Regions from separate parts of the Homo sapiens genome. Here region 1 is linked to region 2. A link is a loop called in an ENCODE intact Hi-C map of the cell type or tissue named here. Cell type or tissue: Calu3. All regions are shown on one strand. Each heading gives the region's core, and the rest is flanking DNA. Links, peaks and the distances in the headings are about the cores only.

Region 1 (16,382 bases), core at 4,211-12,210, 59 kb before region 2:
AACAACTTGAAGGAGGAGGCGAGGGAGTTATCCATGCAGGTATCCAGCAGAAAGCATCCTGGGCAGATGAAACGGTGAAACAAAGATCAAAGATGGGACTGTGTTGTGTGCATACATACATTATATTTGTATAATGTTAAATATGTATAAATATTAAATATATAGTAATGTATAAGCCCTTATACAGTTCCTTTAGTCCAATAATAAGGACTTATGCTGAGAGCATCCCCCAACCCCGTCGACTCTTGGTCTGAAATATCGCGCAAAGCATCTTATGCTCTTGACAAGGAAGAACTTCCTGCTCAAATAGCTGCTTATTAATCCCTGGGCAAACTCATATATCCCACCCACACATAAAAGTTACCAAAGCCACGCTGCCCTGCCTTCTCTCTCTCTCTCTCTCTCTCTCTCTCTCTCTCTCTGACTCCTGTGTTATTCTCAGACCTCTCCAGGGAGCACTAGCATTTCAGTGAACACAGATTAATGTGATCTAACTGGAAGAGACACAAGAAATCCTGCAATCTAGTTATTCCCGAACAAGCTGTTTCAACAAACCTGTGTTATCTACTATGTACAGTTAAGTAATATGGTGTGGGGTAGGCATGATTATTACTAATAATGTTGTTATTACCGCACAAGGGTCTCAATGAACAAGAAATAGTCCCTGCCTCAAAGAAGTGGATAGAAACGCAAAAATGATTTCCCATAATACCATAAGAGCCAGCATTTCCTCAAGGCTACCTACATTCCAGGCAGTTTCCCAAACACTTTCTTAGTGTTATTTCTCTTAATCCACACATCACTTCTGAGACAAGAGCCTATTCATATCCATAAAGTCTTAAGGAGAGAGAGATTCAGAGAGACCCACAAGTTCCTCTGAGTTAAAAGGATTATTAAGTGGGAAAAGTAGAATTTAGTCTTTATCCATTTGATCCCTAAACTTCTTAATATACTCCACTAGCATAATTAGAACCTGAACCAAATGTATACATAAGTGTTACTGAGGCAAGAGAATAGGGTCTGGAAGCACGGATCGTAAGCACTTCCTGGAACTAAATCAAAGGGAAAACCCCCAACTTTCTATGCCCAAGTAAATAACTTTGTAACTTCACTGCAGCTATGACAGGAAACATCCTCTTCATTTGCATGTAGCCTGTATACCAAGTAAAGAACTTTGTAACCTCACTATACCCTCTTCATTTACATACAGCATACACCAAGTAACCAATAGGAAATGTCTAGAGGGGTTGTTTTTTTTTTTAATACAGAGTCTCGCTCTGTCTCCCAGGCTGGAGTGCAGTGGTGTGATCTCAGCTAACTGCAACCTCCCGGGTTCAAGCAATTATTGTGCCTCAGCCTCCCAAGTATCTAGGATCACAGGTATGCACCACCACACCTGCCTAATTTTTGTATTTTTAGTAGAGACGGTGTTTTGCCATGCTGGCCAGGCTGGTCTCGAACTCCTGACCTTAGGTGATCCACCCGCCTCGGCCTCCCAAAGTGCTGGAATAACAGGCGTGAGCCACCACGCCCTGCCGTCTAGAGAGTATTGAAACCCCAGAAAATTTTGTAATGGTGCTCTTGAGCTGTTTGCTTGGGCCCACTCCCACCCTGTGGAGTGTACAATAGCAGATCTCAATAAATCTGCTTTTGTTGCTTCCTTCTTTACTTGCTTTGTTTGTGTGTTTTGTGTAATTCTTTGTTAAGAATGCCAAAAACCTGGACACCCTCAACTGGTAACATTATGAGAGCAGAGAAGAGCAGGTCATTCACCCCCTGCTATGGAGAAACAGAGTTATCGAAAGCTGCATAATAGTGGGTCACTAGGTTGACAAGTGGAGAAAGGACATTCTTGTGGAGGAAACAGCAGGAACACACGCAGAGAAAATGGAAAGCACATAAAGCCCAGCTGAGCTAGCGGGAGATGGGGCTGGAAGGGGATGTTGGAGCCATGTTGGTGAGAGCCTTGTGTTTCATATTTAGGAGCTTAGGAGCTTGGATTTTATACTGGGGGTCATCAAAATTCAATCCCATTGAATCTGTGACTTGGTACATCCTTCTTCACCAAATTGGTGAGTTGCTCTCCCTCCTTTCCTCTTGCATGTTTACCTTATCATATTTATTTACTTATTTTTGAGACAGGGTCTCTCTCGCTCAATCTGGAATGCAGTGGCATGATCAGGGCTCACTGCAACCTCCATTTCCGGGACTCAAACAATCCTCCCACTTCAGCCTCCCGAGTAGCCGGGATTACAGTCGTATGCCACCTTGCCTGGCTAATTGTATTTTTTGTAGAGATGGGGTCTCACTATGCTTCCCACGATGGTCTCAAACTCCTGACCTCAAGTGATCTGCCAGCCTTGTCCTCTAAAAGTGCTGGGATTACAGGCATGAGCCACTGCCTGGCTGTTTATTCATATTTTTATGCCAAGCAGTATGTCAGGCTTTGGCAATACAATATGCACCTGTCAACCTTGGTTGTTTGGTTGGATTGGTACTTGCTTGATGAATGTGTAAATAAATGTGAGCTCTCTAAATGCAGAGGTCATGCCGTGCTCCTTCTCCCTCTCCTGGTGCTTAGTACAACGCCTAACATACAACTCGATAATTACTGTTTAAATGAAAGATAAAGCAAACAAGTGAATTAATAAGTTTATAAATGAATGAATGTATGAAAATATAAATGTGTGGACAAATTGACTTCATCAGCAAATGAACAAAAGAAGAAAATGTATCAATATTCTACCCTATCTTTCCCTATAAGGAGTGTAGATTTTACCTACACATACCATATGTTCTCTACACTTCTTTCCACTACAACATGACTCAGAAGTAGCCCATATTCTTGGGGAGAGAATTATGTCAATGTGTTCCTTTTTAATTTTTCAATAAACTTTTAAAATTTCAGATGATTGTAGAGTCTCATGCAGTTTTAAGAAATAAAGCAAAGATCTCTGTGTGCCCTTTACCCATTTTCCCCCAGTGGTAGTCCTTTCAAAACTATTATACGATATCACCATCAGGGCATGCAGTCGATACAGTCAAGATACAGAACTTTTCCATCATCACCAGGATGCAGCCCTTCTATAGCCACACCCAGTTCCCTCCAGCCCCCAACTCCCTCCTCAGAGCCCCCACCTCCCTCCTCAGTCCCTGGCAACCACCTGTCTGTTCTCCATTCCTATAATTTTCTCATTTCCAAAATATTATATTAATGGAATCATATATAAGTAATTTTTCTTGATTGACTTTTTCACTCAACATAATTCTCTGGAAAGTCCCCCAAGTTGTGTATGTATTAACAATTCATTCCTTTGTATTGTTGAGTAGTATGTGATGATACAAATGTACCAGTTTATTTAATCATTCAGCCACTGAAGGACACTTGCATTGTTTCCAGTTTTTAATATTATAATTAATTTGTGTACCAATTTTTGTGTGAACATAAGCTTTCATTTCTCTGGGATAAATGCCCAGGAGTGCAATTGTTAGTTGTTATTTTTTTAAGAAACTGTCAAGCTGTTTTCCAGCGTCCCCGTACAATTTTACATTCCCATCAGCAATGTATGTGTGATCCATTTTCAACATATCCTTGTCAGCATTTGGTGGTGTCACTATTTTTTTTTGTATGCATTTTTGTTCAGTTCTTTATTTTCATCTCTCTTGTGGTTTTTCTGTACCTCATTACGTTTTCATAGTACAGTAGAAAGTAAATGGTACACGTTTTGCGGAGGTTTTTAAAGTCATTCTAATAGGTATGTAGGGATAACTCATTGCAGTTTTTTAATTTTCATTATCTTAATACCTAATGATGTTGAACATTTCATGCGCTCATTTGTCATCTGCGTATCCTCTTCCGAAATATCTGTTCGTATCTCTAGCCTACTTTCTAATTTAATTTTTTTCATCGGGTTTTGAGAAGTCTTTAAATAATTTGTAGTGATGTTCCTAGTAATCTTTCATTCCTAGTCATGGTAATTTGTGTTCGTTTTTTGTCAGCCTTTTCAGAGAAACTTGTAAATTTTATTGATCTTTTTAAACAAACAACTTTGTTTCATTGATTTTTTTTCTGTAATATATTTTGTGTTTTGATTTGTTTCTGTTCTGTATTGTTTTCTTCTCTCGGCTTCCTTTGGATTTATTTTGCTATTTTTTTCTAGGTTCTTGAAGTAGGATCTTAGATTATTGGTTTCAGACTTCATTTTTTTAACATTTGCAGTTAGTGCTCTAAATTTCCCTCTCAGCATTGTTTTAGTCATAGCCTACAAAGTTTTTATGTTACAGTCTCATTTTCATTCAACTCAATGAATTTTTTTTTCAATTTCCACGGAGACATCCTCTTTGACCCATGGGTTATTTAGAATTGTAGCTTAGTTTGAAAGTGTCTGGGGATTTTTCTGGTATCTTTGTTACTGATTTCCAGTTTGATTCCACATTGGCTCTGTATGATTTTAAATACTTTAAGTTTGCCAAGGTTTGTTTTATGTCCCAGGATGTGGTCTGTCTTGATATATGTTCTATGGACACTTGAGAAGAATGTTATTCTGCCATCATCGGATGGAGTATTCTACAAAGGTTGATTCGATGCTACGGTTGATGGTTTTGTTGAGTTCTTCTATACCCTTGATAGTTTTCTCTTGGGTTTTTTCTATCAATTATGGAGAGAAGAGTATTGAAGTCTCCATCTGCAATTGTGAATTCATCTATTTCTTCTTTTAATTCTATCCATTTTCAGTGCATATATTTTATAATTCTGTTTCTTTGTGTGTGTATGCACACACATTTAGGACAGTTAAGTCTTCTTAGTGGGTTGGCCCTTTTATCATATTATGTTCCTCTCTATCTCTGGTAATTTTCTTTTCTCTGATGTCTACTTTATCTAATGTTAATACAGTCACTCTTTCTTTTGATTAATCTTTGTAAATTAATTAAAATTAAAAGATTTATACATTTTCCATCCTTTTACTCTCAAACTGCCTGTATTATTATATTTGACATGAGTTTCTTTTAGTAAGCATATAGTTGGCCTATATATTTTAATCCACTCTGCTAATATCTGTCTTTTAATTAGTGTATTTAGACCATTTACACTTAGTATGACTACTGATACGTTAGGGCTTAAGATTGCTATTTTATTTTCTGTTTTCTGTTTATTCTTTCTGTTTTCATTTCTGTTTTATTTTTCCTGCCTTCCTGTGTGTTATTTAAAAACTTTTTTAGAATTACATTTTGATTTATCTATGGAGTTTTTGACTGTATCTTTTTGAAGAGGTTTATTTATTATTTTTAGTGCTTGCTCTAGGTATTAGCATTATACATTCAACATTTACTACAGTCAACACAGTCTGGTGTTGTCATTTTACCAGTTCAAATAAAATATGGAAAAATTACCTCCTTTCCCATCTCTCCTTCCACCTTCCATTTATAATATAATTATCATGAATATTTCCTTTATATACATTTAGAACATATTAGACGGGTTGTAATTTTTGCTTTACCATTAAACATAATTTTGAAGACTCAAGAGAACAAGAAAAATCTATTTTGTTTATCCATATTTTAGCTTACTGTGTTATTTCTTTCTTTCTGATGTTCCAAGATTTCTTAACATATTTTTTTTGTTGTTTTGTTTAGAGAACTTCCTTTAGCCATTTGTTAAAACAGGTCTGCTTCTGCTAGTGACGAATTCTTCTAGTTTTTTTTTTGTTTTTCTTTATCTGAGAATATTTTAATTTCTCCTTCATTCCTGAAAGATATTTTACTAGATATAAAATGCTGGCTTTACAGTTATCTTATTTTCTTCAGGACTTAAAAAATATTGTGCCACTTTTTTTCTGGTCTCTATGGTTTCCGATGAGAAATTCACTGCCAATCAACGTACTTTTTCTTTATATGATATTGTTTCTCTCTTGCTGCTTTCAAGATTTTTTCTTTGTCTTTAGTTTTCAGAAAATGACTATTTGGGTTTTTTGTGTTTGTGGTTCATTTAGCTTCTTGAATATGTGGATTTATGTATTTACAAAATGGGAGAGTTGTCAGTATTTATTTCTCTGAGTATTTCTTTCAACCCTTCCCTCTTTCTCCTCTCTTTCTTGGGCTCCAATGGCATGAATGTTAGATCCAACACGTTTTAATTGTTCTACTTCCAGTTCATTGATTCTTTACTCTGACTCTTCCGTTCTGCTGTTGAGCCCATAGATTGAGGTTTTGTATAGAATTTTGTTTTATTTTAATTTTGGTTATTGTATTTTCACTTCTAAAATTTCCATTTGTTCTTCTCTATTTATTCTATTTTCTATAAGACTTTGCTGTTTTTGCTAAGACTCTTATTTTTTCATTTGTTTCAAGCATGTTTGTAATTGCTCATTGAAGCATTTTTGTGATGACTCTTTGAAATCTTCATCAGATAAGTCTTACATCTCTGTTGGCATCTATTGATTGTCTTTTTCTCACCAACTGAAATTTTATGGTTCTTGGTATAATGACTTTTTTATTGAAAACTGCATATTCCAGGTATTATATTATGAGACTCTGGATTTTACTTAAACTTCGTGTTTTAGCTGGTTTCCACTGATACCACTCTGACAAGGGAAAGAAAGAGGCTCCCAGGGATAGTGTGGGTATTGAAGTCCAGATTTCTCACCTGGCTCCATTGATACCTCCCTTTACCAGTGGGGTGGGAGTGCCTCATACAGCTTTTCTGTTTTGTTTTTTGGAGTCTCGCCCTGTCACCCAGGCTGGAGTGCAATGGCGCCATTTCAGCTCACTGCAACCTCTGCCTCCCGGGTTCAAGCAATTTTCCTGCCTCAGCCTCCCGAGGAGCTGGAATTACAGGCGTGCATAACCACATCCGGCTGATTTTTGTATTTTTAATAGAGACGGGGTTTCTCTAAGTTGCCCAGGCTGGTCTCAAACTCTTGGCCTCAAGTGATCTGTCCGCCTCGGCCTCCCAAAGTGCTGGGATTACAGGCGTGAGCCACCACACCCGGCCACGGCTTTTTACTCCACCCCCTCTGATACTACCCCAATGAGGAGGGAGAGAAACACATCACTGTTCAATGAGGCTGAAAGTCTAGGTATCCTACATGGTCTTTACAGACACTGACATGGAGAGGGGGCTTTTTATTGCCTGGCAAGGAGGAAAGCTCTAGTTTCCTGCTCAGCTTCCTCCCACACTACCCCAGCTGGGCATTTGGGGCCCCTCATTTCAAACAAGCAAAGTGACCATCTAGGTTTCCCACTCATCCTTGGCCAGTGTGGGTGGAATATAATTTTTTTTTTTTTCTGTGGCGTTTGGCTACGATAGGACAGTTATTGTCTAAAAGTTTTCTGTCTGTAACTCCAGCACTTTGGGAGGCTGAGACAGGCGGATTGCCTGAGGTCAGGAGTTCAAGACCAGCCTGGCCAACATGGTGAAACCCTGTCTCTACTAAAAATACAAAAATTAGCTGAGCATGGTGGTGTGTGCCTGTAATCCCAGCTACTTGGGAGGCTGGGGCAGGAGAATTGCTTGAACCCAGGAGGCAGAGGTTGCAGTGAGCCGAGATCACACCATTACATTCCAGCCTGGGTGACAAGAGTGAAACTCTGTCTCCAAAAATTAAAAAAAAAAAAAAAAGTTTTCTGTCTTGCCAGCCTGCCTCTTTCCTATTCCTTTTGGTAGAGAGGGAAAGTTTTCATTAAGGCTTTTCTCATCTGTGTCTATCAGTATTTGTTGATTGTTAATTATTCAACTGAAGTTTGGGACACGTAAAACAGAAAGAAATCTCAGGGAACTCACCACCTTGTTGTTTTTTAGGTTTAGAGGTCCCTAGCCAGTCTGTCACCTTCTCCCCACAATTAAGCTTTCTCAAATTTTTTAAAGTATGCCCAGGGTTTTTAGTTGTATTTAGTGGAAAAAAGTAGGTAAAAGTACATCTACTCTGTCTTCTCAGCAGAGGTCACAATTGTTCTTCATGGTTCTCTTTTAGAAATATTAAATTGCTTACATGCCTACCTTAACTGAGACATTTATTTATTTATTATCCTATTTACTTGATCCTATCAGAATCCTCAACCTCAAAGCCAACAAAAGGTGAAAAAACAAGGAAAAAGAAAAAAGTCATACAAATTTTCCTGGCTTAGGAGAGAGTTAATGTTCGAAAGAAGAAACTTCTTGAGAATTAATTCAGAAACCGCTTATTGTTGATTTAATATTGCTGAAACCTCAATTCTGTGGCATTCACTTAGAAATCCCAATTTTAAAAATAATCTTGCATGTTCAGCCTTCGTTATATATTATTAAAAAACTTTCCTACCTTCTCAAACAGCGGAGGCTCAGGAAAAGAATTCACCTCTTCTTGATGACTCAGATCCTAATTCTAAGCAGCTGGGGCAGTTTGTTTTCTCTCTGCCAAGCAGCTACGAGCTCTTAATGCATTTTCCTACATCTGCAGGCCCCACATCCCTAATTCCTGCCCGTAATGTTCTGGGGAATTGGAAGTGAGATAACCATGCCTGATGAAGTAGTGCGCTGAGGACACAGGGCTTCTCCTACCAAGCAACCAATAGGGATTTTGACACAGGTGATTTTGATAATAATTATAGTGATACTTAAGTAATGTAAACTTAATTTAATATTCTTAGTTATAATCTATGTACCTGAAGTTGCCAAACAAGTAGATGTTAAAGAAACAAACAACAAAGACAACAACAAAATATAAAGAAGAAGAAAAGAAAGAAGGAAGAAGAAATTTTCCTTTTGGAAATAAAATTTGTGGAATGTTAGTTTGAATCACAAGAGTACACTGGATCCCTTACAGATCCTATTATTTTGAATAAGTCTCACTTTGCAACATTGTGGCAAAGACTATTATCCATATTTTGAAAATAAGAGAACTGGGGCTGGAAGTTTAAGTGAATTGCCCAGGTCTGGATTCAGCTCAATTCTGCCCTTATCCGTTCTATTATGATGGGGCGGGGTGGAAGCTACAAGGTGTAATTAAACACACGGACAATAAACCCCATGGTAAATGTCATAATAAGGTGTTTCTCAAACACTGTTGGGCAGTTGACTCCCAAGTCAGTAGGTCTAGAGAGGGGCTTATGGTTCTGTGTTGCTAACAAGGTCCCCAGTGTTTCAATGCTGCTGGTCTACAGACTGCATTTTAAATAGCACGGACCTGAAAGACACACTTTGACAATATATAAAGGACAATAATATGAATTTGATTTTTAATTGAAAGTATTTGAGGCAATTTATTGTTTTTGTTCCCCTTAAAAAATAAAATATAGTCATAAAAATTACATGATCATTTTATTACTGATACTGAAACCAAAGAAGGATGTTGATTTAAGGTAGGGGAAAAAAAAACTTAAGGTACATAAATACATTAAAAGCAAAATGCTGAATAAAAAAAGAAAAATTCTTACCTCTTACCAGCATTTTTCAACATTCTTTAGCCACACTGATGTCAGAATGTATAATGTAGTGGCTTGACAAAAGACTAACAAATGAAATCAGGATTTTGTTAACTAGAGTGCCTTTTTCACTGAGATTTGCAATATTTAACTTAAAGTCATGGAATAAATATGAGAATAAGCTACTCACACGCACACACACACACACACACACACACACACCACAATGAATGTATTATCTAAGATATTTTAGATTAAAAGAGATCTAAGGACCACAGAATATATATACCAGCTGCTGTCCTGATTTTTGATCTATGATTTGTTTAAATCAAAACAATAACTTTCTGCATATTAATCTAAAAGAAAATATTTAGCCATTTGAACACTATATACCTAAGTATGTTCCAAATGATTCTCCTTTCCATGGCATATTAATTGTTCTTCTGTGACAAAAAGAAGTTTGTAGGAAAATAGGTTTGGAAAACTCAGGTCAAAGTTAATAAGATTCTTTACTGGAGGACTTTGCAGATATTAACTTGCTTCTTTTATTTCCCACTGTTTAAGTTTTTCATGGAGGGTAGTTATTTCCCTGCCCTAACCTCTCTTAAGTAACACGAAATATTCTACTCAATTTAAGTCACAAGTATAATCTTGCTTTACTGTGTAAAATGTTTGTTACTATTTAAATAGCAAAATCACAAACCTGATTTTGAGTCTCAGCCCCTCTCCTCCTGGAAAGGTCTATAGTTTGTGGAAGCCACAGCCTGGGAAGGGGGCTCTGGTTGGCTGCAGCTCTTTCTCCTCCCTGGCACTTTCTTCCACCACTCTTCCCCAACAATATCTGCCTGTCTAGGCTTGTAACATGGAAAGAAAGCAGGAAAGGAGAGAATGACAGGAAGATTCTTGTTTGGCCGATAATGTTTCGAGCTGCTGCCCAGATTTGGCAGCTTCAAAAGGCCCATGAAATGTCTAAAAAAGGATTGCATTAGTCTATTTTGCATTACTATAAAGGAATACCTGAGATCTGACAATTGGTAAAGAAAAGAGGTCTATTTGGCACATGATTCTTCAGGCTATTTAAGAAGCATGGTGCTGGCATCTGCTTGGTTGTCACATGATGAGAGAAGGAGCAAGGGAAGAATGGGAGGGATGCCATGCTCCTTTTAACAACACGCTTTCACATGAACTAAGAATGTAAGAACTCATTATTGCAGGGAAGGCACCAACCCATCCATGAGGGATCCATTTCCAGGATCCAAATACCTCCCACTAGGCCCCACCTCCAGCACTGGAGATCGAATTTTAACATGAGATTTTGGGGGGACAAAAATTCAAACCATATTAAGGATAAATTTTAGAAACCCCCTCACTACCCCCAGGTCTCTCTCTACAGCTATGTGATATGGGCCATGACCTCATCTTCCCCTGCACCTTCCTCTATCTCCTCCACCTCCTTTTGGCTGAGGTTGTTCCCCCTTCCTCCTAGCACCATCTTGGACAGGAGTTAAGATTAATCCACCCCAGTTCTCTGTTGTTCATGGCACTCATTTCGTCCATGTCTCACTCACACATCCTTTTCCCAGAGTAATTCGTGGAGTGTGGGACACTTGACAACACCATCTCCCCCATCCAATCCAGTTTATCCACATACAACTGGTCAGCTTCTGTCTTATTCTTTAGCTGTGTCAGGGATGATTCAGATTCCAGATCTCTGTGACCACCACTTTTACAGTCCAATGGGTTCTTCTTTCCTACTGCCCAGAAAAAAGCCAATGCACTGAGATCAGCAGCTCTTGCAGCAGAGAAAAAATTTAATAATCACAGCGAAGACAAGCAAAGAGGTTGGAAGGCGTCTCTAAAATCTGCCTCCCCAAGATCTCAGAGACTACGTTTTTTAAGCATAACTTGGTGGGCAATGGGCCAGGGAATGGGGGCTACTGATTCCTTGGGAATGAAATCATTGAGATGTTGAAATTAACTTCATGAGCTAAGTCAGTTTCTGGTGGGGGTCATAGGACCAGTTTAGTCACCTCTTTCCTTGGTATGGGCCACATGTCTGGTGGGCATCAGTTGGTCCACAAGAATGTAAACTCTGAAAAATATCTTAAAGACCAGTCCTCAGTTTCACCATAGTGATGTTATCTATAGAAGCAATTTGGGGTAGTTATAAATTTTGTCCCTCCCACTGTCCCTGGCTACATGACTCTGTGAGCAGTAAAGTGAGCAATTATAGAAAAGCAAGCTAAGAAACAGTGGCTGGTTGCCATTTAACTTCTGCTTATGCCTTAACAGAATTCCACCCTTGACTATAATTTCAGACTTGTGGCTTTTCATTAATGCTATACAGGCTATTTTAGTCCCCAAGCATGGAGGGGTTTATTTTCAGGAAAGGGCTGTTATTGTCTTTTCTTTTTTAAAGTTAAACTATAAGCTAAATTCCTCCCATTGTTAGTTTGGCCTATTTGCAGAAATGAGCCAGGGTGGTTAGCTAATGAGGTTAGAAGCAAGATGAAGTCAGTTATGTTAGATCTTTCTCATTGTTATTGTTATAATCTTTGCAAAGGCAGTTTCACCACCACCACCACCACCCCACCCCTGATCCATATACTCCACTGCAGGGGACTTAAGCAAAATTCTCTAAGTGGTCCTGCTGAAGACCACCACCTGCCCCCACAAATCACCAGGCTTGAGGTGACAGACTGGCACCTCCTCACCTTTCTCTTTATGAGGGGTAAAGGTCTCACAATAAAGCCACATATTTTCCAAAAATATATATTCAAAAAAATTCTCCTTATACTCTCCTCTGATGCCCCTTTTGATACCTTGGACATGGGTGAGACATCTAACTCACTTTTGATCACCTACTTTGAACTTTCTGCATGTGATCTAGCAGATGCCGCACTTCCTTTGAAACGCGATATCCATTGTCTCCCGGTGCCCCAGCCAATATTTCCATGTTCAGGTTCTGTTGAATATGCTAATGAACCTCTGGAATCCCCAAGAGTATTTCTGAAATTTCTCCCAACTTCAAACCTTCTTTTTATGGTGCAGATCACAGGAGTAGTCAGGAATTCTTCTTGTAAATACTTCAGTAGAATGTTGGCATTGGACAAGACAAGAAATAATCTATTTCAATTCCATTCTTTAGTAAAGTGGATGATCTGAGACTCACAAAGTTTATTGGCAAAGTCAAGTCACCCAGGTTCTCTGGGAGAGCTGAAACAAAGCCAGCTGCCCTGAGTTGGACACTCCTCCACCACTAATGTTCAGGAAAAAGACAGGCTTCAATATTTAAGTTTTTTTATAAATTTAGGGAGAATAAAAGTATCTTTCCAGTTTTAATTGGGCTAAACCAGTGTTTCTAAACAATAAGACTCCATGAAGAAAACATAAACACTATGTGTTTCTAAGACTCTCAGTGTTCTCTGAGACATTTTGTTTTATGGATTAATATATACTTTTTATATTTCAAAATTATTTGGCAGCTATTCTTGGAAGAGAATGTTCTGTGACTCTGCAGTATTGGACCAGAAGGTCTTCTGTGAGATTGAAGACCCAAGTTAGAAAGCACTTGTTTTTGCAAAGGGAAATTGATGTTTCTTATGCTTGTATTGGACACCAGGCCCTGTACTCCATGAAGAAAGGACCTCAGAGGTCTCCCTGTTCCTAATTCCCATGACTTAGTGCAATGAGTCAGTTGAGATCAGTGATGCTTTAGTGTTCCAGACATAGGTTTGGCCACCAGCGCATAACTTTAGAGACAGAGGAGTATGCTGCTTACACGTTCTGCATCTGTCATATTGATCTACAAATTTTTGTTTGCTGAGAAGCTGGAACCACCACACCTTAAGCATGAAACCAATCTGAAGTCAAGACAGACTCTTGAAGTATAAATAGCACACATCTTATTCTCAGGGTCAAACACCTCAAACCCAAAAGGAAACATGCTTACAGCTTTGGGTTCCAAAGTCAAAGCAAATAGGCTCTTCTACCTATCCGATTCCACAATGCTTCTCATCAAATTCTTCATTTGTCTTTTATGGAGGAGTGATATGTGAAGAGGACTGTACAAAAAATTGCAGGCAGAACCTGAGTGTGAGGAGATGACAATGTCAAGGGAGACAGACATAACCAAGGCATGAACAGGTAATGTCTGTAGTATTAATTACCCTAATCTAATAGGAATTACCTCTGGGAGGCTGGCTCAGGGGAGAAACAAGGCCTCTGACTTTGGAGTTGAGCACTTCACAGCTCCATTTCCAATCAAGTTCCTTTGCTCTCAAAGCAACAGTCTCTTCCACTGTCAAATGGGGGCAAGAACTGTGCCTGCCTCAAGAAATCATGACAATGAAATGAGTTCATGCTTTTAAACTAGCCACACAGTGTCTGGCACATAATCACTTCTTGAAGAACACTGGTTCTTATTATTAGAGAGGGCTATGATAAGGAACGCATTCCAGAAAACAAAAACTCAGAAAGGCTGGTACCCTTTGGTTTCTTTGCTTCAGTTTACTTAGTCCACTTTTTTTCCTTTTATATTTTAATTGTGATTGAAGGACCCCAGCGCTGGTTGGTGTGACTCCTGCTTTCTTGGTCTCTCATCACTCCCAGACTGAGAAGCACGGAAAACCAACCACTCTTAATGCCTCACTCCTCTGCCCAGAAATACAAAGGCTGTGTTTCTGACCAGAGCCCAGATCTCTGCACTTGCTTGAGTTAGGATCCCCACAGAGAGGGCAACCTGGGTAGCTCCCTTTTGCCTCTTACTTTGTTGTACTTATTAACAGAACCCCCTTTCCCTTACAGAAATGTTTCCATCTGAATATTGCAATCAAATGATTATCATATCAGTTATCAATAATGCTGCCTAACAAACACCACCATATCAAAGACTTGAAACAGTAAGCAATTGTTGAGCTTGTAACTGAGGGTTGCTTGGGGAGTTCTTATGGTCAGGTCCAAACTCTGCTGGTTTGAGCTGGGATCCCTCCTGCATCAGTGATGTCAGCAGGGGTGTTGGCCCATGATGGGGTGATCTTGGATGGCTTCACATGTCTGCAGTTGTCAGCTAGGGTGATAGAGCCACTGGGCCTTGTGTGTCTCATCTTCCAGCAGTCTAGCCTGTTGGTGTTTATTTGGTGGGTTACTTAACAGGGTTCTAAGTGAGCTAAGAAAAGTGTGCAGTCCTGGAGGCCTGGTCTTAAAATTGGCATAGCATCCTTTCCGCCACAATCTGTTGCCCAGAGCAAGTTACAAGGCATCTAGATTCAAAGGAGGGAAATGGAATTTACCTCCAGATGGAAGATCTAGGATATCATATTACAAGAACCTGGCTACAGAGAGGAATAGAGAATTATGGCCATTTTTTGCCATTAATTTATCAATTCTCCGTGTCCAAAGTACCAGAAGTAGGAGTTTAGAATCAGAAAGACTCATTGAAATTAGCTGTGAGATCTTAGGAAAATGACTTAACTTCCACGAGACTTTGTCTCCTCGTTCATAAAATGGGGACAGTGATCACACCAACCTCACATGGCAGTGCTAATGATTAAACAAGAAAGTCACTCTGAGTACAGTGCCCAGACACGTTTGGCCCTTGAACACTTGAAAAGGATAGTTATTGGGTATTATAGTGGGTGCTCAGTAAATATGAAATTTATAGATAGTCTATGTAAAGTACATTCCACTGAAAAAGTTTTTTGAGTCTTTCAAGTGCTGTATTTTACAGACAAGAACATAGAGTCAGTATAAGCATAGGTCTGAAACTCAAGATCCCTGATTCATGTCTGATACCATACCACTATCTGCAAATCATAGAATCTTATTAATATGAAGCTTTTATTAAAATGATTAAGTGAGTCTCCCTGCTTAAGTAGAGTATTTTAATGCTGTTTGGTAGGTCCATCTCAATTGATTTGTTAAGCCAGGCTTTTCAATAGATCTCTTCATTTTCTAGAAAAATCAAAAGAAGAAAGTTTTATAGCGTAATCATAGAAGTAGTCTCTGGCATTTTGGCAGTCACAAACTGAATCCTGATCTTTTTCCCTTTACATTCCGTGCTCCTTCTGTGACACTGTAAATGCTATGAATGAAGGCTCTTCAATTCCTTTCAACATGCATGAAACGTCCTCTAATGTCTTGCAAAAACAATGTTCTGCTTTATCCACTCCAGGCCTTCCTGTACCCTACCACCAGAGTGGTTATCTTAAAATGAAAATCTGACCATGATGTGCCCTGCCTTCCCTGAACTATCAATGGTCTATAGGATAAAAGATAAGTAGAGCCCTTCACCTCTGGCCTCTGCTCTCCTCTGCAGCTCCATGATGCCCTGTAAGCCCTACTTTGTGCTTATTTCTGTGGGTGCTCTAGATATGCTAACATGCTGTTGTATATGCTATCTATGTACACTGGTTAAGAGGTGCATCTCGACTCCAGCTCTGCCACTGATGGGCATGTCACCTTGGGCAAGTTACTTATTTTCCTGCATTCAGATTCCTCATTTGTAAAATAGAAAAAAAAAATAGTGTTCACCACAAAGGGCTGAGAAGATTAAACAAGTTAATATGCATAAAGCACTCAGAATAGTATCTAGAAATAATAAATATTGTTAGTTTTTATATTATTATCCAAAACAATAATCATGAAAGTCTTTTGACATAAAAATTATACTCCTACTTTCGGATGCGAAAAACTGGGGCTCTGAAAGGTTAAGGAGCGTCAGGAAGTCACATAGATGGGATTTGAGCCCAGTCTCTCTGACTTCAATATTGAATACTGTCCACTTCCTCCTGCCACTTCCTCCTGTCATTGGGAATCTCATACTGTTGCCTTGTCTCTTGTCTCTATTCCATTGTCTGGAACCCCACTATCTCATCTTAGTCCAGTGAAGGTCTACTTTGCTTTCAGCGCTCAGTGCAAGTATCATTTCCTCCCTAGGAAACTTCTAGCTCTCTCCAGGTGACTATTTTGGGTCTAAGACATCC
Region 2 (16,382 bases), core at 4,830-12,829:
TCACCATGTTAGCCAGGATGGTCTCGGTCTCCTGACCTCATGATCCGCCAGCCTCGGCCTCCCAAAGTGCTGGAATTACAGGCGTGAGCCACCGCGCCCGACTCTATGTCTTTTAATGATTCCACCCTATGCCAAGGGCCTCTTCTGTAAGAGGAGAGGTTTTCCCCTTTTATGAGGACTTTCAGTGGCTTTGTCTTTTAGCCAGGGAGTTGGTCTCTGTTGAACATGGCTTCTCACCAAGCTTTCCAAAGGGAAACTTTGTGATTTCAGCTTTACAGTCACCTTAGATTTGAAGCTGGCAATGCGTAGGCCAGAGGACAGCCAAACCGTCACCATTTCACAAATGTTAGCTTCCTCCCATTAGGATGAGTCCACGGGGAGCCTTCACACTTGACTATCTGACACCTCAACATTAGGAACCTGCCTTGAAGAATAACTCTTCTTCTTTCCTAAAGCTCAGAGCATCCTTTTCCTCCCCTAGTCCCAAACTCTTCTTCACTCTTTCCTCTTGTGCACCCTCAGGCCAGTCAATCCGTATGGGATTGCTGCTGGCCTGCCCCAAAGTAAAAAGTAAATATTAAAATTAGAACGCCTCCATCAGTACGCTTACACATTAAAGAGAAATGCATAAGCTGGCACCACACAAATGAAAGGTAAGATGCCCTAGTACACTCCACATTTTATTCTCCACCTTCGGGTTTCCTGTCCAGGGTGTCCTGAGCTGGGAGATGCTGTTGATCTAAGGGCAGGCTGCACAGCAGCAGTGTCAGCATCACCAGGGAGCTTGTTAGAAACACAGAATCTCAGCTGCTACAGCCCAGCCCAGGCATGCTGAGTCGGAATCCATACTTTTACAAGATCCTCGGTTGATTCTTGGACACATTAAAGCCTGAGAAGTGCTGAACTAGAACAGGAGTTCCCAGCACCGTTTCCTTCCTGGCACACTTGAGAACTTATCCACAGCAGTCGCCAAGGCATGACTCAGAGAAGGAGCCACATGTCAGGCTGGGTGTGAGTGTAGTTTGGAAATGTGTGCCCCCCATCACCACACACACAGAGGTTTTCCTTTTGCTGTGCCTTGTGGGGTAGTTCTCACTTCCTTTGTCAAAATTATTAACCCAGTCAATTCAAGGTAGTAGATTTTAAACCTGAAGGAGCGTTAGAATCATCAGGGAGGCTTTAAACAAAAACAATTTCAGTGTCCTTCCCCAAAGCAAAGAAACCAGAATAGTCAGACATCATTCCTTTTTTTTTTTTACTTGTTAATGCTCAACTGAATGTAATCTACATCCAGTTTTGTGGAATAATGTCTCATAATTCTATAATCTGGAATTTCTTACAATTTTATAACCTGGAATCCTAAGCAGACTTTGTAACTATGACTAATTCCTTACTATCTGCCTTAGTCTTCTCGGGTGGCTATAACAAAATAGCTCAGACTGGGTAACTCAGGAACAACAGAAATTTATTTCTTACAGTTCTGGGAGCTGGGAAGTCCAAGAACATGGGGCTAGCAGATTTAGTGTCTGGTGAGAGTGCTTCCTGATTCATAGACAGCCGTCTGCTTGCTGTGTCTTCACATGGTAAAGAAGGCAAGGAATGTCTCTGGGACCTCTTTTATAAGGGTGCTAATCTCATTTCACGGGAGTTTTGCCCTCTTGGCCTAATCAGCCCCCAAAGGCCCCACCTTTTAATACCCTTACCTTGGTGATTAGCTTTCAACATATGAAGTTAAGGGGTTCACAAACATTTAAATCATAGGACTATCTCTCACTAAGCACTTTTACAATGAAAATTTTATAAGTATAAATGAATGGATGATATAGAAATATATATTGTATATGTACATGTGTATGTGAACCTATGGGTATATATGCATGTATATGTATGCAGACATACAATACAAGCACATGCACACATATGTTTTTATATGATTGTATCAGTTCAGTCAAAAGCATTTATTGAGTATACATAAATCATATACAAATTTATTTATTGAGTATACATTTCACACACCTCATTTATAAAGTTGAATAAGATCTAGTCCCTGCCCTCAAAGAGCATTAGCCATATGTAAAGAGAATTATTTCCGTATTACATAGAGAGTGATGAGAAAACTCCACAAGTACTAAGAAGGGATCCGGATGTCATGATTCTAAATTGCTTCGGAAATTAGCAGGCTATTTTTCATTGACTTTCCCTGCAACAAAACTTGCAGCTTCCCTAGCAATCCATTAAACTTCAGAAAGCCTCATTCCTCGGTGCTATTAGAGAAGAGCAGACAGACCCACTAGCGGCCCCATTACACCGCTGGGGCTAGATAAGGGCATCTTGGGGTTTGGTTTCCAGTACCTCTTCATCATTCTGGACAGGACTGATAAGAACCTTGACGCTGTGGTTCTGAGTGCTTTGGAAGAGACAAAGTCACCTGAGTGATTGCTTCTGGGCTCTTTCCAGTAAGCCAATGCCCTGCACTGGCCACCCAGGCTCTTTTGGGAATTTGGGTGAAAGTCACTCTTGCACATCCCAGATTGGGGATAGATCAGAGAGCAAAGGTCTCCAGAGTGTCCACTTTGAAATAAGGCTTAAGCAGTTATTAAGCTTGTTTTGTTCATTGGTGAAATTGTCTCCAGTATTGACGGAAATTTTAGAAAATATACAAATTACAAAGAAGAATGAAAATTGCCAATTATCCTAACACCCAGCACTAACTTGCTACAGTTGTCTTAGTTTATTTTTCTATATCTATGTGTAATATCTTAAAATTTTAGAAAATCTACTTTTAAAACTCATTGTTTTAAGTCATTCATTTAATAACAATGTTTCCTTTTCTGAACATTGTCTTACATGATTAAATTTTCTTTAAAATCATGGTGTTTTGAGCTATGACTTAAATAAGGTTTCTCACCCCTTCTCCACAATTTCAAAGTCAAAAGGCTTTGAAATACTGAAAGGTTTTTGTAGCTAATTTGACAGCAAAACCTGACATGCAACGAGGTAATGTATGTTCTTCATTAATCCCAATTAATCCAACCATCACATGTTTCACTACAGAAATATTAGCGTGTTTAATAACCAGAGGTTGTTCCAGTGTACAGCACATGCACTGTGTTACTTTTCTAAAATCCACCATATTCTGAATTCCTGGCCCCAGGGGATTTAGATCAAGCATGGCGAACCTGTATTTTATTTGGCAGTTTATTTTATCTTGCCCTTGGTGTTGGACGTTTAAGTTGCTACCTATAGAGTTTTATGAGGCAGTTTTATCACCAAGATTAAACTTAACACTATATACTCTAGGAGTATTAGAGCAGACGGTGTTGTGATGCTCCCCAGCAGACAACACTGTGTATGCTGCATACATTATGTAACTCTACCATAATAGTCTAATATTATGTAGGAACACAAGTTCATACTATCTAGTAATAACCTAGCAGTTCTTTTCTTGCATAGGGAATATGTATTTCCTATTTGCTTGTTTTGGAAAGAGTTTTGATGGTAAACAAAACAATAAAATAGAGATAGATATTTAGAGGTGGAGAGATTCGTAGAGGTATAGAATTCTACCTTCCACACATGGTTATAATTTCCTTAGCAATAGCTGTGTGAGACAGAATTGAGAATCTTCTCAAACACTCTTCTGGATAAAGAGCTGATTACCTTCTGAGCCTATGACTTAGGAAACAGCAAGAAAATTCCTCTTTGTATTGACATCAACAAAGTCACCTTCAAGTCAATGTTAATCATTGACATTTTGCATTTTCCTAAGCAAAAATAGTGATATTTCTCTGCAATACTTTTCTCACTTGAATGCAGTGTCTAGTTTTAAGACTGAAAGAGTAAAAATGATACAAAAATTGTTTACCCTCCCTGACACGCCAGGCACTGTGCTAGTCATTCTCCATGAGGATCTATGTCATACTTTCTGATGGCTCAGCACTAAAACAGCATTCCATATTGCCACATAAGAACAAGTTTCCCAAATTCAGATTCAGGAATAAAACTGACATATTTCTGACTCCAAAATCCGTGATCTTATATCATAAGACATAGTGATTAAGAACATCATGCTTGTGTATTTCTCATCACGGATACATCACCTGAGTGAATGACTGTTTTGCCCATTAGAGGCATATTTTCTCTTTGAAACCTTGCACAATAAAATGTATTCAGTTCCTAGGTGGTGATGTGTATCAGCTCCTCTTGAGAGGGCTCAATGTCTGGCACACAGGAGCTGCCCAATAGATGATATTTCTCTCGTGTGTATGAATGATAAAACTCCATGTAAACTCCAGATCATTATTTTCCTTCATGACATGTGTGAACAACCCCTGCTTTCGACCTCCAGGGGCACCTTCACTTTGATTTGCAGGAATAAATAAGTGTAAATCCCACTGAATCTAGAGAAAATGAGAACAAGCAATTTTGGCACCCTGAGATCAGAGTCCTACACCCAGCTGTGTAGTCAGTATGGCTGCCCTCCTAGTTACCCAGAAGTAATTATGAACCAACTCTCGGGCCAACTGGGTCTGTCCTCTGATGCTATCAAAGTCATATAGGTAGGATTCAGCTTCGTGGTTGGCTAGTAATTAAAAAGCTGCAAGCTGTGAGGGAACATAGCTGAAATCCAGAGATAGAGTTTGCCAGAGGTTGCAGACATGGCCAGTGATACTTTTGCAGGAGCAGCAGGTGTGGTTGGCTTCGAGACTCAATAAAGATGGTCGGTGATGAGGGAATAGAGGATGTCAAGATAGTCTTCTCTCTCTCTTACTGGCAAGATTACCAGCTGCTGATAGAACTAGTTGACTTAACTAGCTTATCACCACTTGGGAAACTTCCAGCTGAACAAAATCTCCTACTGACTGTCCACAAGGTTAGAGTTTTCATCATTATGGTCTTTGAAAATGTCACAAAGAATAATAAAGGCTCTGATGTACTTAATGCATGAGTTTGTTATCATGTAAGTAATGTAATTCTTTGTAAAACATTTAAGATACAAAAATATATACATAAAGAGAAACTACCACTAAATGAATCATTGAAAAACGGTAAATGGTATTGGATATTTCCTTTTAGGCTTTCCAATAAAACTATCCATTCTATTTTGTTTTTAACTTGAAGTATCATATGTATAATGTCTCCCAATGTTATTACAGTCGTTTTATAGCTATGCAATCTTTCAATCCCTTAGGCATCCCATATTTTATGGTCTTCCACTGCAGGAAAACAACACAACTCATGAACTAATTTGACAAATTCAATTAACATAATCATGCCCAAATATTAAGAGGCTGCATTTTGTTACATGGAAATAAGGAAAAACAATCATCCTAGGAAATATTGTGAACTAAACCAGTGTTTGGAGAACCTGATCCATGATGATAGTTTATAACAGAATAGTATTTGATTATAAAAACATACAGAGAAATCAGTAATAAAGTCCAGCATTTATGATTGCTATTTTAGCCATGAAGTCCAAAACACTGGTCATTTGCATGTCTATAATTTGCATTGGCCCAACATTCCCCTACAGATGAGACATAAGAAAGGAGAAAACTTGACTTCAGGAAAATTTTGTTAAGTTCAAGTACACCTGACAGTAAAATTGTAAAATGATTGCCAAAAGTTTTTAATTAATATGATTTGGGACCAATATCAGGAAGTCCTAGAAAATGTATCCCTTGGAAAGGAAAAAAAAAGGAATTCCTGGAGATCTAGATGTGTAAAATTTCAGAATTCCTGGTAAAGAGAGATCAGGTCACAAATAAGAGGAAAGAAGTACTTGCCATAAGCCAGATATCAGTTGCCTCCAGCTTGGTTCTTCATTCTTGACTTCCATTCTTCTCTGTATTTTTTATGGGGGTGGGGAGGATTTTTTCTGAGAGAGGTTAGAAAGGATTCTGTTGAGGTAATCCGTGAAAGGAGATGATAAAGTCAAATATTTATCTGTCTCCCATACTGGGGAGAACAAATACTTCAATAGAAGTATAGCTCTGCAATAATCCAACAGAAATATTGGTTGGCCATGTGCCAACAGAGCCGTGACATTTTAGGAACTTAGCCTCCCTGAGTCTCATTTTCTTTATTAAATGAAATCGTTATAGTAACTATCTCAAAGGGTTGTTGAGAAAGTTAAGCGACTTAATGTATACAGTGTGTGTAGCACCGTGTCTGGTACATAGGGAGCATGCCATAGGCGCTGTAGCCAATTGAATCAGGTTGCTGCAAAAGTAATCACACTTTTAGCAATTACCATTTTTTTGTGTGTTACGTTTTGTTTTCTTTGAGACAGAGTTTCGCTCTTGTTTCCCAGGCTGTAGTGCAGTAGCACGATCTCAGCTCATTGCAACCTTCTCCCGGGTTCAAGAAAGTCTCCTGCCTCAGCCTCCTGAGTAGCTGGGATTACAGGTGCCTACCACCATGCCCAGCTCATTTTTTGTATTTTCTGTAGACACGGGGTTTCACCATGTTGGCTGGGTTGGTCTCAAACTCCTGACCTCAGGTAATCCACCCGCCTCACCTCCCAAATTGGCAATTTCTTTTAATAGCAAAAACTGTGATTACATTTACACCAATCTAATACTTTCCAAAGATGGCTACAACAACGTATCCCACCCCACATGCTTTTCTGCAGTGTATGCTGACACTTCCCATTCAAGGGTGAATCTATTTCTCCACCTCCCTTAACTTGCATGGGCCTACAGCAGTTTTGACCAACAGAGTGTGACAGAAGGGACACTGTGTCGGGTCCGTGCATAGTCTTTAACAGTCTGGCCAGCTCTGCTTCCTGCCTTTAGAAGCCACCTTCCTCCAAAGTCATATGCTATGGCCGCTCTACTGTAGACACCCAAGCCTTGCGGAGAAGCCCTGGGGAGACACCCTTTGGGGAGATAGGGAGGCTGGGGCACTAGGCACCCGCCTTGAGAACCAGGGATCCAGTCTGGGCGTTCAGCTCAGTTCAGCCCTGAAATAACCATCTGAATGAAACAGCACCAGAGACCCCTAGAGGAAACCCCCCAGCTGAGAACCAGGAGAGATAAAAACAAACCGTCGTTTTAAGCTACTGTTTTGGAGTGGTGTGTTAGGCAGCAACAGATGACTGGAACAGATACTGTCGGCTGGCTATATCATCATCACAATCATTGCTTCATGCAAGGGCCTTTGCTGTTAGATATTCAGGATACAATTTAAAGATTCATAGGACCTGATATTCCACCATGAAGAACATTCATTGTAAGTGAGAATAATAATAAATCAGCAAGTGATAGTGGGTGAGCAGGATGCTAATAAGAGGTCCTCTGTTCTGAGTGTGTGCAAAGTGCTAAGAGGACACAGAGGAGTGAGTGGTTATTCTACTTGGAGCAAATCCTGGGAAGGGGTGTGGTGGCATTAGAGGAGACATCCTCACAGAGGCAGTGACGTGAGCTGACCTTGAGGAACAATGGGATGTTACCAAGCAGCAAATGGAGGAGACAGTGGGGATAGATTTCCTCAAGTAATTACAGCAGCTGGAGAACTTCTACCCAGATTTAATGTAAAGAATAACATTAAGACTGATAATTTGACTTCTGTTGCTCAAAAGCTGATTCTAAGTAATTGGAAAGATAATTTGACTACTTAGGATAGATGGTGGAATTTGATTTTTCATATCTCTCGATTGGCGGGGAGAAGAAGAAGCTGCAGTGCAAAATCAGAAGGAGAATAAAGGCCTGAATCTGGCTGACAATTTTTAAAATCCTGTGTTGGCCGTCTGGATTCTGCTGCCCTGAAATGCCTCCTTTTGGGTAGGCTGCAATTAGAGGCATTTGTGCTGCCATTTGTTCCCATTGTTGTCTGTTTGAACAAAAATTCTGTGAATAACGGAAATTATACATCCAGTTCATCTTCTGTAGATTTTTCTAAGAACTCTATCTGCAAAGATTCGAGGAGTTTTATGATGAAGAAACATGAAGTATTTCTCTACCATCTTTGTCAAGGTTTCATTTTCTCTTTTAATGTTTTCAATTGCTTTAAATGTTGATTAGATACAAAGGAATACTTATAAAATATGCATAAGGCATAAAGAACAATAAAACATATTAGATATGTGTATGCATTCTCAGTTTTTATGAATTACCATTAATTCTGATGTTTTCATTCCTCCTTTCATGTTCACAACTCCTCACCCCTAACAAGCAAAAACTATCCTGAAGTGTGGGTTAATCATTCACTTGCTTTTATCTTTAGTTTATATCATTATAAATACTTTGGTTTTGCTGGGTTTTGAGATTCCTGCCAAAAGAATCATGTTACAGATTTTATCTTGCACCCAGACTGCCGAGTTTTGATAACTGGTTCTACCAGTTACGAGCTATGAGTTCTTGAGAAAGTTAAGAAGTCTCAGTACCTGTTTTGTCATCTGCAAAATTAAAATAATAATAGTGTGTACTTTGTAGTATTCTTGTGAGAATTAAATGAGCTAATTTGTATAAGACATTTAAAACAGCATCTAGAACATAATGTGAGCTATGTAAATCTTAGTTCTGATTGTTCTATAGTCTGTTTTATGACTGCCCCAATGTACATTCCAAAGATAATCCATGCTATTGTGGATAGCCATATTTATTTCCATTTTATGGAAATATAATATTTTTATGTGCATATAATACCATTTATTTATACACTCTCCAGTCAATAGACACTTGAGTTGTTTCCTAAATATTGCTAATACAAGTGCTGTTAAGAACAATCCAGTTTACATGTCCTAAAGCATAGATTCAGGAGTATCTGTACAGAAGGTATATTCCTAGGACTGAAATTTCTGAGACTCAGCGTATGCACACCTCTGATTTTACTAGGCGATGTCACAATTACCAAAGCAGCCAGGTCATTTTATGCTTTCTACCCACAAGTGTGCCTATGTGACCCAGTTACTTCATGACTTTGGACAAAGTCATGCCAGTCCTTCCATACTGGCAGTTTTAATTTTTACGAAACCAGTGGGTGATTTTAATCTGTATTTTTTGACTATAGTATAGCTTTAATCTGTATTTTGTTGACTATGGTGTAGCTAAGCATCCTTTCAGATATTTATTAGCCATTAAGCTTTTCTCGTCTGCACACAATGCTTGTCAAATCTTTTGCCAGGCAAAAGATTTTTTTTTTTTTTTTTTTTTGGTCAGGCATTTGTCGTTTTCATATTGATTTGTATGCATTATTTATTTATTCTGCACACTTTTCTCATTTTGTGACTTGAGTTGTTATTCTCTTTTGATATTTCCTTTTGGTGACCGTAATTTCAGGTCAATGAGTCATAGCGAACTTTTCCTTATGATTCATTCATTTTGTGTATTGTTTAAAGAAACTTAACATGAGATCATAGCTTCCTACGTTGAATTCCAAACATCACAAAATCTGCCTTTCACTTTTAAATCTTTAATAGCCTGCAATTGATTAATTTGTGTATAGTGTGGAGGAGTTTGGGGATCTTTTCTTTCTCTCTTTTTCTTTTTCGCATGGATAAACAATTTACCCGGCTCTATATATTAAAAATGCTATCGGCCGGGCGCAGTGGCTCACGCCTGTAATCCCAGCACTTTGGGAGGCCAAAGCGGGCAGATCACGAGGTCAGGAGATCGAGATCATCCTGGCTAACACGGTGAAACCCCATCTCTACTAAAAATACAAAAAACTAGCTGGGCGTGGTGGTGGGTGCCTGTAGTCCGAGCTACTCAGGAGGCTGAGGCAGGAGAATGGCGTGAACCCGGGAGGCTGAGCTTGCAGTGAGCCGAGATCGCACCACTGCACTCCAGCCTGGGCAACAGGGCAAGACTCTGTCTCAAAAAAAAAAAAAAAAAAAAAAAAAAAAAATGCTATCTATCCCTCCTCCACTCATCTGCAATGCCAGCTCTGTCGTAAACCAAGTTTTATTAGGTAGATCTTTTCTAGGTTTTCTTTGCCATGATACATTATCAGCCCCATGTCAATGCACATGTCCTAATTAGTATAACTTTGTTGTAGCTCATGATATCTTGGAATTTATATTCCCCAGCTAGCACTTCAGCAGGACGTTGGCTCTTGAATGTCTGCTCTTTCATGTAAATATAGGATACACACACACACTCTCTCGCTTTCTCTCTCTCTCTCTCTCTCTCTCTCTCTCTCTCTCTCTCTGTCTTTGGGGGTTTTAGGCCGGAATTACTTTGAAATCTACAGATAACTTAGAAGATAAATGACATCTTTATGACGTTGGGTTCTCTAGTTCACGAACATGTTATATATCTCTAGAGAGACCAAGAGACAGAGAGAACTTCTTCAACATAATGCCACAATGTTTCATAATTTTCTTTCCAAAAGACCAGACCTTAACATCTTTTTGAGAAATCCTTTTTTTTTTTTTTTTTTTTCGAGTCGGTGTCTCGTTCTGTCACCCAGACTGGAGTGCAGTGGTGTGATCTCGGCTCACTGCAAGATCAGCCTCCTGGATTCACGCCATTCTCCTGCCTCAGCCTCCCTAGTAGGTGGGACTACAGGCGCTGCCACCGCGCCCAGCTAATTTTTTATATTTTTAGTAGAGACAGATTTCACCTGTGTTAGCCAGGATGATCTCGATCTCCTGACCTAGTGATCCGCCCGCCTCGGCCTCCCAAAGCGCTGGGATTACAGGCATGAGCCACCACGCCTGGCCGAGAAATCATTTTTAGACATTTTACTTATTTTAATGATATTGTAAATGCTAAGATATCAACATTTCATATTTTCATGTCTGTTGGTAGTGTATATTTTTGATGGGATGCAGACAACAGGCTTCCTAAAAGTTTTATCAATTCGAATAATCTGTTTATTCTTTTATGTTTGTTATATAGATAATTATATCATCTATAAGTAATTAAATTTTATTTCTTCCTCTCCATTTCCTTTACATTTTTTTCTTTCTTGCCTGACTACACTGGTTAGGCTAGATTAAAGTGGTGATAGCAGGCACCTGTGTTCTAAATCTTGAGGTAAATGCTCTAATGTTTCACCACAAAATGCAAAGCTTGTTTTCAGGTTTAGGTAGGCTTTGAATATCAGGTTAAAGACTCTAGGTTGCCAAGAGACTTTCTATATATATATATATATATTTAATCAATATATATTTATCTATATATTTAATCAATATTTTCCTTATTTATTAAAGTGATTATATATTTTTCCTTCTGCTTTTGTTAATATAAAGATTTATGTTAATGGGTTTGGTAATGTTAAACGAAACTTGAATTTCTGAGATAAATTCAACTTGGTCATGACATATTATTATTTGTTAGTACATTAGTGCAGTGTTTCATTAATGAGTATTAATGAGAATGGCCTGTAATTTTCTTTCTTTCACTCTCCTTGCTGGTTAGCATCACATTTGTGCTGGCCTCATCAAATGAGTTGCAGTGTATTTCCCAATTTTCCATTCTGGACAAGAGACTATGTAATGGGGAATACGTTGGACCTTTCTCAGCAAACTGATCTTGAATTGGTATTTCCTTGAGGGAAGATTTTCAGCTATTGGTTCAATATCATTGATGGTTATAGAAAGATAGTCAGTTTTACTATTCCCTCATGAGTAATTTTTGTTGCTAGATATTTTTCTACATACGTGTTTGTTCACTAATATTCTTTTACCATTTTAAAGTCTGTTGTGCCTATAATGATGTTCCCTTTTTCAGTTCTTACTTGGTCTGTTGGTGTCTCCACTTTTGTTCCTGATTAAGCTTGCCAAAGGTTAATAAATTTCAGTAGTCCTCTGTATTTTCATTTCATTTTTGATACGAGTAACTTCTTTTTATTATTTCCTTCTGTCTGTGTTCTTGGCAATATGAGTTTGTTATTTCATTGATTCGCCAAATTAGGTGCTTTGTTAATTAAATTTTAGCCATCCTGTTCTACTATAAATATTTCAGTTATGTATTTCTATATTACTGTTAATTTTAAATATTAAATTCCCATTATTATTTATTCTTTGAATTATAATTTGCTGATTTATAAATAAATTCTGGAGCATTTTTACTACCTTGTCACTGATTTCTAACTTAATCATATGGCAGTTGTAAAAAATAGTCTATAAGCTTTATTTTGTGAGTTTTTTTTGAGAGTTTATTTTACGTTCTTTTTTTTTATACTTTAAGTTCTGGAGTACGTGTGCAGAATGTGCAGGTTTGTCTGCACATTTTGTATACCCATGACACATAGGTATACACATGCCATGGTGGTTTGCTGCACCCATCAACCTGTCATCTACATTGGGTATTTCTCCTAATTCTATCCCTCCCCTAGCCCCCCATCTCCTGACAAGCCCCACTGTATGATGTTCACCTCCCTGTGTCCATGTGTTCTCATTGTTCAACTCCCACTTATGAGTGAGAACATGTGTTGTTTGGTTTTCTGTTCTTGTGTTAGTTTGCTGTGAATGATGGTTTCCAGTGTCATCCATGTCCCTGCAAAGGATATGAACTCATCCTTTTTATGGCTGCATAGTATTCCATGGTATATATGTGCCTTATTTTCGTTATCCAGTCTATCATTGATGGGCATTTGGCTTGGTTCCAAGTCTTTGCTGTTGTGAACAGTGCCGCAATAAACATACATGTGCATGTGTCTTTATAGTAGAATGATATAAGGGGCATTTTTTTGCAATATTCCATGTGTGCATGAAAAGAAGGTAGATACCACCATAATTGCATGCAGTGTTATAGAAATATCAACAAGAATTTTGTAAATTATTAAAAGACCAGGCATTAAAAACATTTAAAGTAATTGTGAATTTGTCTGTTTCCTGATAGTTATTTGCAAATACATGTATGATTGAAACAGGATTTTCAAACTATTATTCCCTCCTGGTGAACTAATTTTTATGTTGTAATGTAGTGACCTGCTTGGGAAAAACATCTTTTCCTGAAGAGTTTATTTTGCCTGCCATTAATATAATAACCAAGCAAGCTTCTTTTAGTATTTTAATGCTCCATCTTTTATATCATTTTATATTGACACTTTTCTATTCTTACATTTTTGGTATATATCTTATAAAAAACATACAGAATTTTTAATCTAGTGAAACAGATGTCTTTTTTTTCCTTTTTTTTTTTTTTTTTTTTTTGAGACAGAGTCTTGCTCTGTCACCCAGGCTGGAGTGAAGTGGCGCGATCTCCACTCACTGCAACCTCCACCTGCTGGGTTCAAGTGATTCTCTTGTCTCAGCATCCCAAGTAGCTGGGATTACAGGTGCTCGCCACCATGCCAGGCTAATATTTGTATTTTTTAGTAGAGACAGTGTTTCATCATGTTGGCCAGGCTGGCCTCAAACTCCTAACCTCAGGTGATCCACCCACCTTGGCCTCCCAAAGTGCTGGGATTACAGGCATGAGCTACTGCACCTGGCCTCAAATGTCTTTTAACTAGATAATTTTCTCCATTTACAGTTACTAAAATTACTGACATTTATCTCTAAACTTTATTTTTTGCTTTCTATTTGACCCCCCTTTTTGTTTCTTTTTTTTTGATCTCCTGTTGTTTGTGTGCATATATGTATGTGTATTTTTCTAACTCCATTTTACTTCTATCAGTTTATCTTATGTTTATTATATATTCTATTACTATTTTGTGATTTCCATAGATATTTTAATACACAAGTAAATTATCAACATCTATAGCTAAATGATATATTTACAGTCTTGTAGAGTAATAATGGAACTTTCAACACTTGAATTCTGATCACTCACAATTTATATGCTACTGCTGTCATGAATTTTAATTCTGTTATTAATTAATTTTTTAAAGATTTTTATTATTAATGTTTCAAACAGTCAATACTTTTAAATATTTACCCAAATAGTTAGCATACTCTTTGTCTTTGGTCATATTTTATTTTATTTATTTATTTTTTAAAGCACATGCAACTTTATTCTAAATAAACTGGCAAAGGAAATCATAAATTCAGGCCCCAGTGTGTGATGTTCCCCTCCCTGTGTCCATGTGTTCCCATTGTTCAATTCCCACTTATGAGTGAGAACATACGGAGTTAGGTTTTCTGTTACTGTGTTAGTTTGCTGTGAATGTTTGTTTCCATCTTTATCCATGTCCCTGCAAAGGACATGAGCTCATCCTTTTTTATGGCTGCACAGTATTCCATGGTATGTATGTGCCACATTTTCTTTATCCAGTCTATCATTGATGGGCATTTGGGTTGGTTCCAAGTCTTTGGTATTGTGAATAGTGCTGCAATAAACATATGTGTGCATGTGTCTTGATAGTAGAATGATTTGTAATCCTTTGGGTATATACCCAGTCATGGGATTGCTGGGTCAAATGGTATTTCTGGTTCTAGAACCTTGAGGAATTGCCGTACTGTCTTCCACAATGGTTGAACTAACTTACACTCACCAACAGTGTAAGAGCGTCCCTATTTCTCCACATCCTCTTCAGCATCTGTTCTTTCCTGACTTTTTAATGATCGCCATTCTCACTGATGTGAGATGGTATCACATTATGGTTTTGATTTGCATATCTCTAAGGACCAGTGATGATGAGGTTTTTTTCATGTTTGTTGACCGCATAAATGTCTTCTTTTGAGAAGTGTCTGTTCATATCCTTTACCTACTTTTTCATGAGGTTGTTTGTTTTTTTTTCTTGTAAATTTGTTTAAGTTCCTTGTAGATTCTGGATATTAGCCTTTTGCCAGATGCATAGATTGCAAATTTTATATGTCAAACCTTCCATTGAGGATTGCATTTTTCAGTATGAAGAACAAAATTTGGAATTTTTTTTAAATGAAAGCATATAGTAAGAAAAGACTTTTTAATGCTAAAAAAGCCTTTATTTTCTTACAATGATAACTTCATTAGAATTTATTAGACATATAATTTCAGATTGACAGTTGTTTTCTCTCAGACTCATAAACTTATTTCTTATTCCCTTTGGCAAACAACAGGTATTAATGAAAAATAAAAGCTTTTGAAGGCAATATTTATTTTCTCTCTGGATGCTTTTAAAATCTTCTCTATGTTTTTTGGTTTTCTGTAGTTTTACTATAATATGGATAGATGTGAGTTTTTTCTTATTTAACCTGCTTTGGATACGTTGGATATCCTGATTCTCTATTTTGTTGTTTTTCACTATTTCTCAGTACTCTGTCATTATCTCTTTGAGTATTTTTTCCTCTCATTCTTTCCCATCTTTTTCTGAAACTTTGATTAGATGTATACTAGACCGTCACGTTTTAGCCTTCATCTCCCAACCTTTCATTCAGAGTTTCTATTTCTTCACTCTAGCCTGAATGCTGAATGATGCATTTTAAGGATTTACATATCAGTTAATGAGTTAAGTATCTTTATTTGTGTCTAAACTGTATTAAACCTATAATATAATTTTTTTCACAAATCTACTTGATCATTTTTATGTCTCATTTTTATTTTTTATATGAAAGTTCCTTTTCCTTAGTTAAACATAATATGTACACTTTGTTCATGTGTCCACTAATGGATATATGGCTGTAACATTTGTCCACTAGTTTTAATATCTAGACTGAACAGCTAATCCTGTTGTCTGTCATTTCTTCTAGTTCTCACTTTGCTGCTGTTATCTGAAGCATTTTTTTTTTTATTTTGTCTGCCTGCTCATATTTCTTACAAATTAACCCATGGGAATTCTTTGAGGCCTGGGTTGAAATTGTGCTCCCCCAGAGAAAATTTGTATTTGTTTTTTGGGGTGCCTAAAGGAACTATTAAAACAGGCCTTCCTTACATTACTCAGATTGAAGGTTTCTAGACAATCTAGGCTGGAATCCCATGCATATTTGTTAATTCTCAGGAGGAAATTTTGTCCCTTAAGTATCAATGTTTGAGAGTAGAGAGGTAGGCTTATTTCTAGTTCACCCTTACCCTGAGAGAGCAGCTCTTTAGGGGCCAGTTTTACACACAGGTGGGCCTCCTATTAGACTCCTTTCCGTCACTCTTCTGCTAGATTATTCCACAGTGTAGAATATGTGAGCTTTGTATCAAGTCTCCCATGTTCTGCCAGGCCATGAAAATTAAAGGCCATTTTCCTCTGTGTTGGCAAAGCAACCAAGGAGAAAGCGATTTCAGTTCTTTGCTTCTCTTTCTAGGTTCTCATCTTTATTCACCTTCATTTAGATTTTGGACTCTCTCTGAATAGTCCCTGCTTTTGGCATCTATTAACTGAAAATTAGTTGCTTAAAAAACTTTGCTATTGAAGGTTAATCATGATATCTGTTTATTATGCTACAAGAAATAAACAATATTCTCCCTGTGGAATTCAATTTTTTTATTTTAATAAAATTATAGTTAAAATAGAAGGAAGTAGGATTTTACGTTTTTCATTCAATCATTGGTGCTCTTATTTTTACGTAAAGAAAAGTA

Evidence for each region. A loop is a pair of places that touch in the nucleus more often than their neighbours do. Peaks named below come from ENCODE experiments on the same cell type or tissue, not always from the same donor. Only the 100,000 strongest peaks of a DNase experiment are listed, where the experiment ranks them.
Region 1: a loop joins it to region 2, with 14 times the contacts of the local background. A loop is called at or near these places in 2 of 110 quality-filtered maps.

What each region holds. Positions count from the first base shown.
Region 1 is chr4:10,707,923-10,724,304 of GRCh38, reverse strand. It overlaps a transcript of CLNK not described here. Among named protein-coding and RNA genes, the nearest start is that of LINC02498, 21 kb to the left of the region's middle. In Calu3, for the core only: no CTCF peak of the experiment used is centred there; no DNase peak of the experiment used is centred there.
Region 2 is chr4:10,649,105-10,665,486 of GRCh38, reverse strand. All of the region lies in intron 2 of CLNK (cytokine dependent hematopoietic cell linker), which reads left to right. Among named protein-coding and RNA genes, the nearest start is that of CLNK, 27 kb to the left of the region's middle. RefSeq lists a silencer at 2,210-2,387. In Calu3, for the core only: no CTCF peak of the experiment used is centred there; a DNase peak (open chromatin) is centred at 8,306.